Regions from separate parts of the Mus musculus genome. Here region 1 is linked to region 2. The links are chromatin contacts, found by Hi-C or POLR2A ChIA-PET in ENCODE. All regions are on one chromosome and are shown on one strand. The core of a region is the stretch at or near the end of the contact, and the rest is flanking DNA. Distances in the headings are between cores, read along the strand shown.

Evidence for each region. Hi-C counts contacts between places; a loop is a spot of excess contacts on that map. ChIA-PET counts read pairs that join two places held with the same protein, here RNA polymerase II (POLR2A).
Region 1: a map of T-helper 1 cell shows a loop between it and region 2 (2.3-fold over the local background). The contact joins two enhancer-like sites. A Hi-C loop is called at or near these places in 19 of 37 maps with a recorded cell type or tissue (CH12.LX, T-helper 1 cell, T-helper 17 cell and 8 more). POLR2A ChIA-PET finds 5 or more read pairs at or near these places in 2 of 5 experiments (Patski and embryonic stem cell).

What each region holds. Positions count from the first base shown.
Region 1 is chr1:46,910,510-46,914,726 of GRCm38, forward strand. It overlaps a transcript of Slc39a10 not described here. Among named protein-coding and RNA genes, the nearest start is that of Slc39a10, 59 kb to the left of the region's middle. Within about 2 kb of position 2,470, at least 1 of the 3 ENCODE cell types and tissues checked has a DNase peak (open chromatin) inside an H3K27ac peak, as active enhancers do.
Region 2 is chr1:46,862,073-46,866,679 of GRCm38, forward strand. It overlaps a transcript of Slc39a10 not described here. Among named protein-coding and RNA genes, the nearest start is that of Slc39a10, 11 kb to the left of the region's middle. Within about 2 kb of position 2,594, at least 1 of the 3 ENCODE cell types and tissues checked has a DNase peak (open chromatin) inside an H3K27ac peak, as active enhancers do.

The sequences.
Region 1 (4,217 bases), core at 1,220-3,719, 48 kb after region 2:
CACCACAATAATTAGTTTTTTGAGGCATTGTGGATTGGACCTAAAACATGTGAGGAAAAGTTCTGTGAAAGTTTACACTTCCAAAGGCAACGAGTCTGGCTTGACCTTACTCTCGAAGGTCCTGTCATTCCGTTTGTTTTCTTGACGATGAGCATTTTGATAGGCTTTGCCGAGCGTGCTCACTGTTTTAGGAGTTTCTGCGAAGTCCTGTGGCTCTTTTAACTATAGGATCAGGCCATCTAAAAATAGAGAGTTTGATTCCTTCCTTTCCTTATCTGTATCCCTTTTATTTCTTTGTCTGCCTTATTGCTCTAGCTGTGATTTCTAGCACTACTCAATAGGAGTAAAAAGAATGGGCACCCTTGTCTTGTTCCAGAATTTAGAGGAAATAATACTAGCTATAGGACTGTCATAGTTAATGTCATGCAATGCTTATATTGAGGGATGGGTTTGTTGTTGTTGTTGTTGTTGTTGGTTTGTTGGTTAGTTAGGGTTTTGGGGGGGTTGTTTTTGTTTTTTTTGAGGGGGGGAGTTCAAGGCAGACTTTCTCTGTGTAGCCCTGGCTGTCCTGGAAGTTGATCTGCTGTAGACCACTCTGGCCTTGAACTCAGAGATCCATCTTCCTTTGCCTCTAGAGTGTTGGAATTAAAGGCCTGTACCACCACTACTGGCCTTTTCTTCAGAGATTTTTTTTACCGTGGATCAATATTGACTTTTGTCAAAGATGTTTCAGTCTTGGTTTTTTAAAGTTGTTACAAGGTACTAAACAGGGGGACCCCTCAGGGACTCTTGATGAACATGCCTGACAAGAAGCTGTGTCATTCCTTTAGGTTCTGTGTTTTGTCATAAATGTTGCTTTGTATTTAGCTTCTAGTTCCCAATTAGCCTGTACATTTCCCACTTCTAAGAAGCCTTCTTTGTTGATTCAGATCCCAGAAGGCCTGATTGCGCCTTCAGATCTATTTCTGCAAGAGCGTGGTCCACTGTTCTGAAAAGTCCAAGTGGCAAAGTCAGATACCACCACAAGCAACAAGTCAGATAAGGGAGATGTAGTGGTACAGCCTTGAGTCTCAGCTACTTAGGAGCCGGAGACAGGATGATCCCATGTTTAAGTCCATCCCAGGCTACAGAGTGATTATAAGCCAACATGGGAGGGGGAAATGACTCAGGAGTTAGCAGAACTTAATGACCATCCAGAGAACCTAAGTTCCGTTCTAGCACCTAAGGAGGGTACAGCATAACTGCCTGTGACTCCCATTCCAGAGCATCTGATACCCTCCTCTGGCCTCCAAGGGCACTGAGGGTGCTTTCACAGACCCACACCCAGATACACATTTAGTAACATTAAAAATTCCATTATTAAAGTAAAATAAAAAATTAATTAAGAAAAAAACAAAACCTGGGTTGCAACTCTGGTTCAGTGGTATAGCTCTTGCCTGATATGTACAAGGTCCCAGGTTTAACTCCAGGACTTCAAAAAGCAAACACACACATGAGCTGGTCACATCACAGTCATCAACTTCCACTAGGAATAATTGTTCTAATTGTAAGTTTCTGCAACAAGAATGTTTTCATTTATGCTTTCCTGTGAAGAAAATTAAGAAGGGTTTCATGTATGGCCAGAGTAACTGGGGGGCTTGGGGGGGGGATAAAAAACTATAAATGGCCTTAATCCACTGAAATGGAGTCTTCTGTAAGTAAAGCCAAGAGATAAATGAAACAAGCAGGAAAAAAATATTATCTTGCACCTTAGATTCCTATAGAAAAGTGCACCTGCCAATTATTTCAGAGTCCTGATTGGTTAGCCTTGATAACTAAGCGAGTTCTCTCTTTCAGGTTTAGCCAGATTCACTAGCTGATGTATCTCTTTTGTTTTCCTCCCAAGGCACTGTTTCAAAAGTTCAAACCAATATCATCAGCCAGCTTTGATTTACTTCCAAAAGATTCCTTTCACACTCTTTTAATACAAGTATTTGATATCCTCTTCTAAGAATGCAATAAAAAAAAATGTATCCTAAAAGTTACAATAGTTTCTTAGCCTGGTAAGTTACCATGGCAACCTTTAGCTTACTGGAAAAATAAGTAGCAAGGGTTTCTATCCTGTTTCCATGATGGTGCTACACAGTCTCATTCTGTCCTTTGGATCCTAAGGTGAGATCAGTGCTAATTCTTCTGCTGCAGATTGTTCTTTTCCTTCAAGGGCTGAAACTGGAAAAAGCTCACTCACCCTCTCCTCCCCTCCCTCCCTTCCTCCCTCTCATCCTCTGGCTCCCTCTTATTCTTCTCTGAAATGGAAATGATTGCAATCAAAGGACTTTTTATTGTAGAAAGTAGTTTTGCTTTGACTTTTGAATTTTTTTATACACCTCCATTGTTTTCTTACATGATAGACAAGTAGGTTAAATTTAAATTCAGGTGTCACAATAGTGGGTGCATTACCATCATGCCTACATAAAGGCCAGTGACTCATTTAGAAAGGATGCCACTGTACCCAGAAAGGAATCTAGACTCCGACTGCATAAAATGTTTTCCCATTGCCTTTGATACTTTTGGCCAGCAAAAGGCAGAGGCATAGCAAAAACAGCTAAAGTCTGTCCTTGAGAGTCCATTAGAGAGCTTGCAGCATTGCAGATGTTGAAAGTTGGGTACTTCTGGCTTAATCTTTCCATTTCCTTAAATTCAAGAATCTGTGGGGGAATGGATGAGCCATTTAGTATCTGAAATCTGAGAAGATCATGGAGAAATATCTCTGTATTAGAAGGTCTCCAAACTTTCCTTTATTTTGAGCTGCTTTTGCGGGCATAATCTTACACACCAGGGGTTCTAATTTAGAGCCTTCTTTGACATAGGTAAAGGCTTTAAATTTCTCCTATAATATTCTAAAGTGTTTTGATAGGTTTTTTTGTTTTGGTTTGGTTTGGTTTTGTTTTTTTGTTTGTTTGTTTGTTTGTTTTTTCTAGACAGGATTTCTCTGTGTAGCCCTGGCTGTCTTGTAACTCTCTTTGTAGACCAGGCTGGACTCGAACTCAGAAATCCGCCTGCCTCTGCCTCCCAAGTGCTGGGACTAAAGGCGTGCGCAACCACGCCCGGCGTTTTGATAGTTTTAATTCTTATCTTGACACAACCTAAACTCACCCGTGAAGAGATCTTCGATGAGGGACTGTCTAAATTGTAGTCAAGTCTGTGGGGATTGTCTTGGGTATACTAATAGATGTGGGAAGACCCATCTTTCACTGTGGCTGGAACTTTCCTTGAATTTGGATTCTAGTCTGTACAAGAGTAGTAATTATGCCTGCCTTCATTTCCTGTGCTCTCAACTGAGCATGTGGTGTGATTATCTGTGACAAGTCGTCTTCCCCGAATTCCGCTGTAATGGCTTTTGTGGAGGTTTTCCTATCACTACATCAGGACTGAAATTAGGGCAAGTGTAACTGTATATGAACACTCCTTCCTTTTGGTTTTTTATTTGTACATAAGCCAGATTCTAGATAAAAACAAATGATATTATTCACTTTCTTTCCCTCTCTTCACTTAGCACACCTAAAAAAATCAGGTGTTTAGCCTTGTCAAGAAATGTGGACAAAGCCGGGCGTTGTGGCACACGCCTTTAATCCCCGCACTTTGGAGGCAGAGGCAGGCGGATTTCTGAGTTCAAGGCCAGCCTGGTCTACAGAGTGAGTTCCAGGACAGCCAGGACTACACAGAGAAACCCTGTCTCGTAAAACCAAAAAAAAAAAAAAAAAAAAAAAAAAAACAAACAAAAAGAAGAAATGTGGACAAAAAAAAAGGTGAGTCAAAAAGTTCCATCTCTCCTGTAATGGATAGGTGGCCCAGCACTTAAGAATATTGTCATCTTTTCTAGGGCATCCAGGTTTGATTCTCAGCACATATATGGTAGCTAACAACTGTCTGTACCTCCAGTTCCAAGGGATCCAGTGCCCTCTTCAGGCCTCCATGAGCATTACACTCATGCAGCTTGCAGTACTCATGCAATACATGCAGACAAAACACCCATTCCAAAAAGTGGAAGAGGAGCTGGAGAGATGACTCAAAGATTAGGAACACTGGTTGCTCTTCCAGAGTACTGAGTTCAGTCCTCAGCAGCCACATGGTGGCTCACAACCATCTACAGTGGGATCTGGTGCCCTCTTCTGGTCTGTAGGCATATATGCAGGCAGAAAGCTGTCTATATAATAAATCTTTTTTAAAAAAACGAA
Region 2 (4,607 bases), core at 1,344-3,843:
ATGAGCCCCCCTGGTCTACCTGTCTCCATCCCCCCAGCCCTGGGATTATGATCACACATTATCTTTCCAGCCCTGGGATTACAAGCACAAATCATCTTTCCTGCCCTGGGATTACAAGGACAGATCATGACACCTGGCTTTTTCCTGTGGATGCTGGGGTTCAAACTCAGTACCCCTTGCTTGCAAAGGAAGCATTTTACCAAATGAGCTATTTTTAAAAATAAAGCAGTTAGATTGGTCATGGGTGGAGCTACCAGACACACCTTAAAGATGATGCAGATGCAGGTTTAAAATTAACTGGCTCAGAGTCAAAATAGACCCGCCCTCTTTGCTGTAAAGTTTAAAGTAACTAACTTGCATTTAACCTAATTAAACTTTCAGCTTTGTTTAGAAGGAAGGTTCTCGTGGTCCCAACGTGTACCTCATTTTACTTGAAATTCTGTTCTGAGAGCAAAGTTCATTTTTTAATTATTTACTGCATTTGTACAATATCTGAAATAATACTCAACAATGTTAAGTGACTAGTACAGTGGCTGATAATCTGACGTTTTACTTAAAGCAGGTAATTGAACAGTGTTGACACAGGGGAGAGAGTAAATAAAAGCTAATACAATTTTACTACAGTGGCCTCTCACTTATCAGAACTTTATAGCTGATTTGTAAGTTAACAAGAACTAAAATCTGACATTTTGGGTGGGACAAGTGAGTCCTGCCCATTAGAGATGATTGTTCAGGAAAGGAGGATGAGAAGGTGACTAAGAAATTCAGTTGCAAAGTTCTAGTTTTGTCTCCTTTATCATCCAATTCTACCATACTAGAGCTTAGCACTTCGTGCACACCATCAGTAATAAGGCAGCCATACTGCAGAATGGTTTATCCATTCCAAGAATTACTAAAAGAAGAGACAGTTTGGTGGGATGTCATTTGACTGGTTAAGATGTGTAAGTGGATTGTCATTAATATTATTTAATAACTGCATCTTATGAAGCAGGGGCAGATTCTATAATTTCACAGTATTGACTCTCAATACAAAGAAATGAAATCAGGAGGGCCTCCTCTATCCCTCAGCATTTTCCAAGCAAGCAGCCCTTCAAGTATTCTTCCTTCTCTTCCCTTTTTATAGCCATGGTTACCTAAAAAGACTTTTCTCTGTATTTGTTTGACCTTCCTCAAGTCACTCATTGATGTGGAGTGTCCATTCCACTACATCTCCCAGATTGTCGCTGCTGATCTCAGTCACCAGACCACTTTGTCACTTTTCAAATGCTATTCTATTGTATTTCTCTGCTACATTTGAAGCAGTTAACCATTTCCTTCAGATGCTCAGGAATTTGTTGAGTTTAACAGGATGAGAAGACATGCCTAGAACAGACACCTTAACTAGCAGGCCCTTACTGACGGTCCCCTGTAGAGGAGACTAGCCTCCTTCCCCAGCTGAGCTCACTTGCCACTTGGAAGAATTTGCCGTACTCTGCATGTTGGTAGCAGACAGCATTCTTCTGGTCTTTCCTCAACCTCTCTAGTGGTTCATTTCCTAGTTTAGTCAAGGGTTCTTACTCTCAGCTCTCTACACATAGCCACACTCTTCTGAATAGCTTTATTTGTTATGCTGTACTGGTGTTTGTAAAGGGCTGCTTTAAGGAGTACTTGCATCAACATCTGTAAGGACTCTCATTCAAAGTACAGAGTCCAACAGAGTACAGTGTCCTAGGGAACTAGGACACTGAAGGGTGAAAAACAAATTCTGCATTTTAAAATCAGTTTCTCAGACACTGTTTTTAGAAGATCAGATTGGAGGTGCTGAGCATGGAACTCAGAGACAGAGTGCTTGCCCAGCATGCTTAAGGAGTGGGTTCAGTTCAAAACAAATCAGACTGGAGAATCACAAAAATACACTCATTCTGAAATAATGTTATGTATCTCCGTTTGGTCTACATTCTTTAACTATTAGGAAATAACAGAGGAGTGCCTTGGGGGGAAAAAGGAAGATTTGTTTAGCTCAGTTTTAGAGGCTAAAAGTTCAATATCAGGTGGCTCAACTGCTTTGGTCTCTGGTGAGAGCCCCCTTGGAGAGCCATGACATGTCAGAGGGCATAATGGAAGCATATATATGCACTAGAGATGACATGGTGAAGTGGGTAGCCTGAATGTGTCGCACTAGGACCCGCCCCTTAAAAGTGTAAAACCCTCTCAATATTACCACTGTAGTAGCAAACCTTCTGACACATTTGATCTTAAGGACAAACCACATCCAGACTTCAGCTAGTCCCATGACCTCAGTTACTAATTATATGCCAGTGACATCTGACTCAGTTTTAGCTATGAACATTACAGTGGGCTGTCTCACCAGCAGCTCAAATGTCTACCCCTCATAGCTTGCTCTAGTTCTCAGAAAGGTTCTGTTGTACTTCCTGGAAGGGTGATGAAGGGGAAACAGAAGCCACATAATCGTTCTAGTGTCCTCTGGTTTACACCTATCAATACCTCTTCTTACAATTCCTCCCCCAAGACGAACCCCATGCCACAATCGATCTCCTGGGCTCAAGCCTGGGCTGCAAGTCCTGCCTCCTTGGCCTTGAAAGTCAATGGAATACCAGGCGCATGCCACCACTGCACCAGTTTATGCTCGTGATTTGACTCTTGCATGGCACTGTGCCCACATTGCTCCCTTACTAAAAGTTATTTATTATCTACAACTGGCTGGCTGCAGAAAAAGCCCACCTCTAATCCATCCTGCACAACTACTTCCCTGCATAAAACTTCCAGAACTTTCCATAGTCTCTGAGGTAAACACCTAAGCTGACAAACATTGGACCTACCCAGTTCCTATAGTATCTCTGCAATTTAGTCTCTCCTTACTCCACTCTAGAACTGGAAAGTCTGATATGGCAGCCATTAGTCTACCATGTTTGGCTCTGGAGCACTTGATATTCGGGTAGTCTAAACTGATATGTATACTGTGAAACATACTTGGATTTCTACATTTTAGTACAAAGCTGGAAACTGTCTCAATACTTTTTTCATATTGAATATATGTTGAGGTGACATTTTAAATATATGTGCTAAATAAAAATGTTAAAATTTGACTAGCTTCTTCATACTGTCTCAATTCTACCTGTGGTTTGCAGTGTGAACAGTGTATCTCTTGGACATGGAGCCAGCCACACTGAAGGACTTGTTCTGTCTACTGTAGTACTCTGCTTTTCTATGCTTAAAGAACCCCTTCTCCTCTGCACCTCCCTCCCATCATCTCTTACTTGTCCTGCAGGGCTCCATTGAAGTACAGCTCTAGCTTTCTTACTCCTTTCCCTATCCAAGCCTCTGGTTTAGGAGTCTTCCTTCACACTAGCAATTAGACTCCCCACCACAGCGCATAGCTTGCACTTGTGGCCTATTTGTCTACACTCTGTAAGCAAGGATGTGTCCTGTGCTCACCATCTCCTTGCTAGCAGGGCCTGTGCCTTGTTCAACATAGTGGTACCTCAATATCACTTACACTGCTTAGCACAAAGGAGGTACTTTCTGAACTCTACGAGAACAGATACTGCAAATGGCTTCCCTGGACCAAAAGCCAGCAAATATGGCTGATGGCATATGTACAGGATGGCTTATGCATAAATGTTCTTTCTTCATTCTTAACTTGTCTACATCCTATTCAACAATGCAACCTGCTCACTCTCATTTCTTTCTATCCCAGTAAAAGCTTAAAACTTTACCAATTCATATGACCGAGGAAAAGATAAGACAACAAAATGAACAAATGAACAAAATGTACACAGGTTTGTCTCCTAAATATTTCAAACTTGCTTTGATGCTAGAAGAATTTGCTAGAAGAGTACTAGTGAATAATGTGTGAGAAATCACCTATTCATTGCTGGAATACATTTTTATAGCATTTCCTAAGAGCAAGTCTTTGCAGGAATTTAAATGAGACCTAAAATCCAATCATTTTCTCTATAATCCTGAGAGGCTGGCATTCACAGAGAAGTTTCGAGCACATCAAAAATTCTGGCACACTCACTTTATAATTAAAGTTTACCACATTACTTGCTGTTTGAAAAAAAGCCAAATATAAAAGCAGTAAGAACAGACAGTAACCATCCACTTTCCTCAGCTTCATCAGAGAGAAATTTTAAGTGACACCCTCAGCATGTATTCAGTTTGACCACTCTGAGATTTCAAACAAAAACATGTTTTCAGTCTTTTCATGGCATAACTACGGCTTTCATCCCTTTCCATTTTTTATATGATTACAGCTTGTTGAGGATGATATTACACTTTTCCATGTTATTTAAGGGCCCTAATGCTTCACTGTTGGGACTTTGCACTGTGCGTTCATAATGCTGAGGGAGCTGCCTCACTAATTGATTGAGAGTATTTGAGAGGCATGGGTGCCTATGAAAAGAATTCCTAGGGATGAAATCTGAAAGGACTTAAGCAATAGAATCAAATTTTGTCTTGTGTTATTCTAGTTTAAAATAATTACACATTATTCTTTACTTATACAAACAAATAATTGAGTATACTGAAAAAGAAGACAGAAATATTTCATGTAGAATTTTTAAATTATGGTGTGGATGTTCACCGAAGAGGTTAGACCTAGTTTC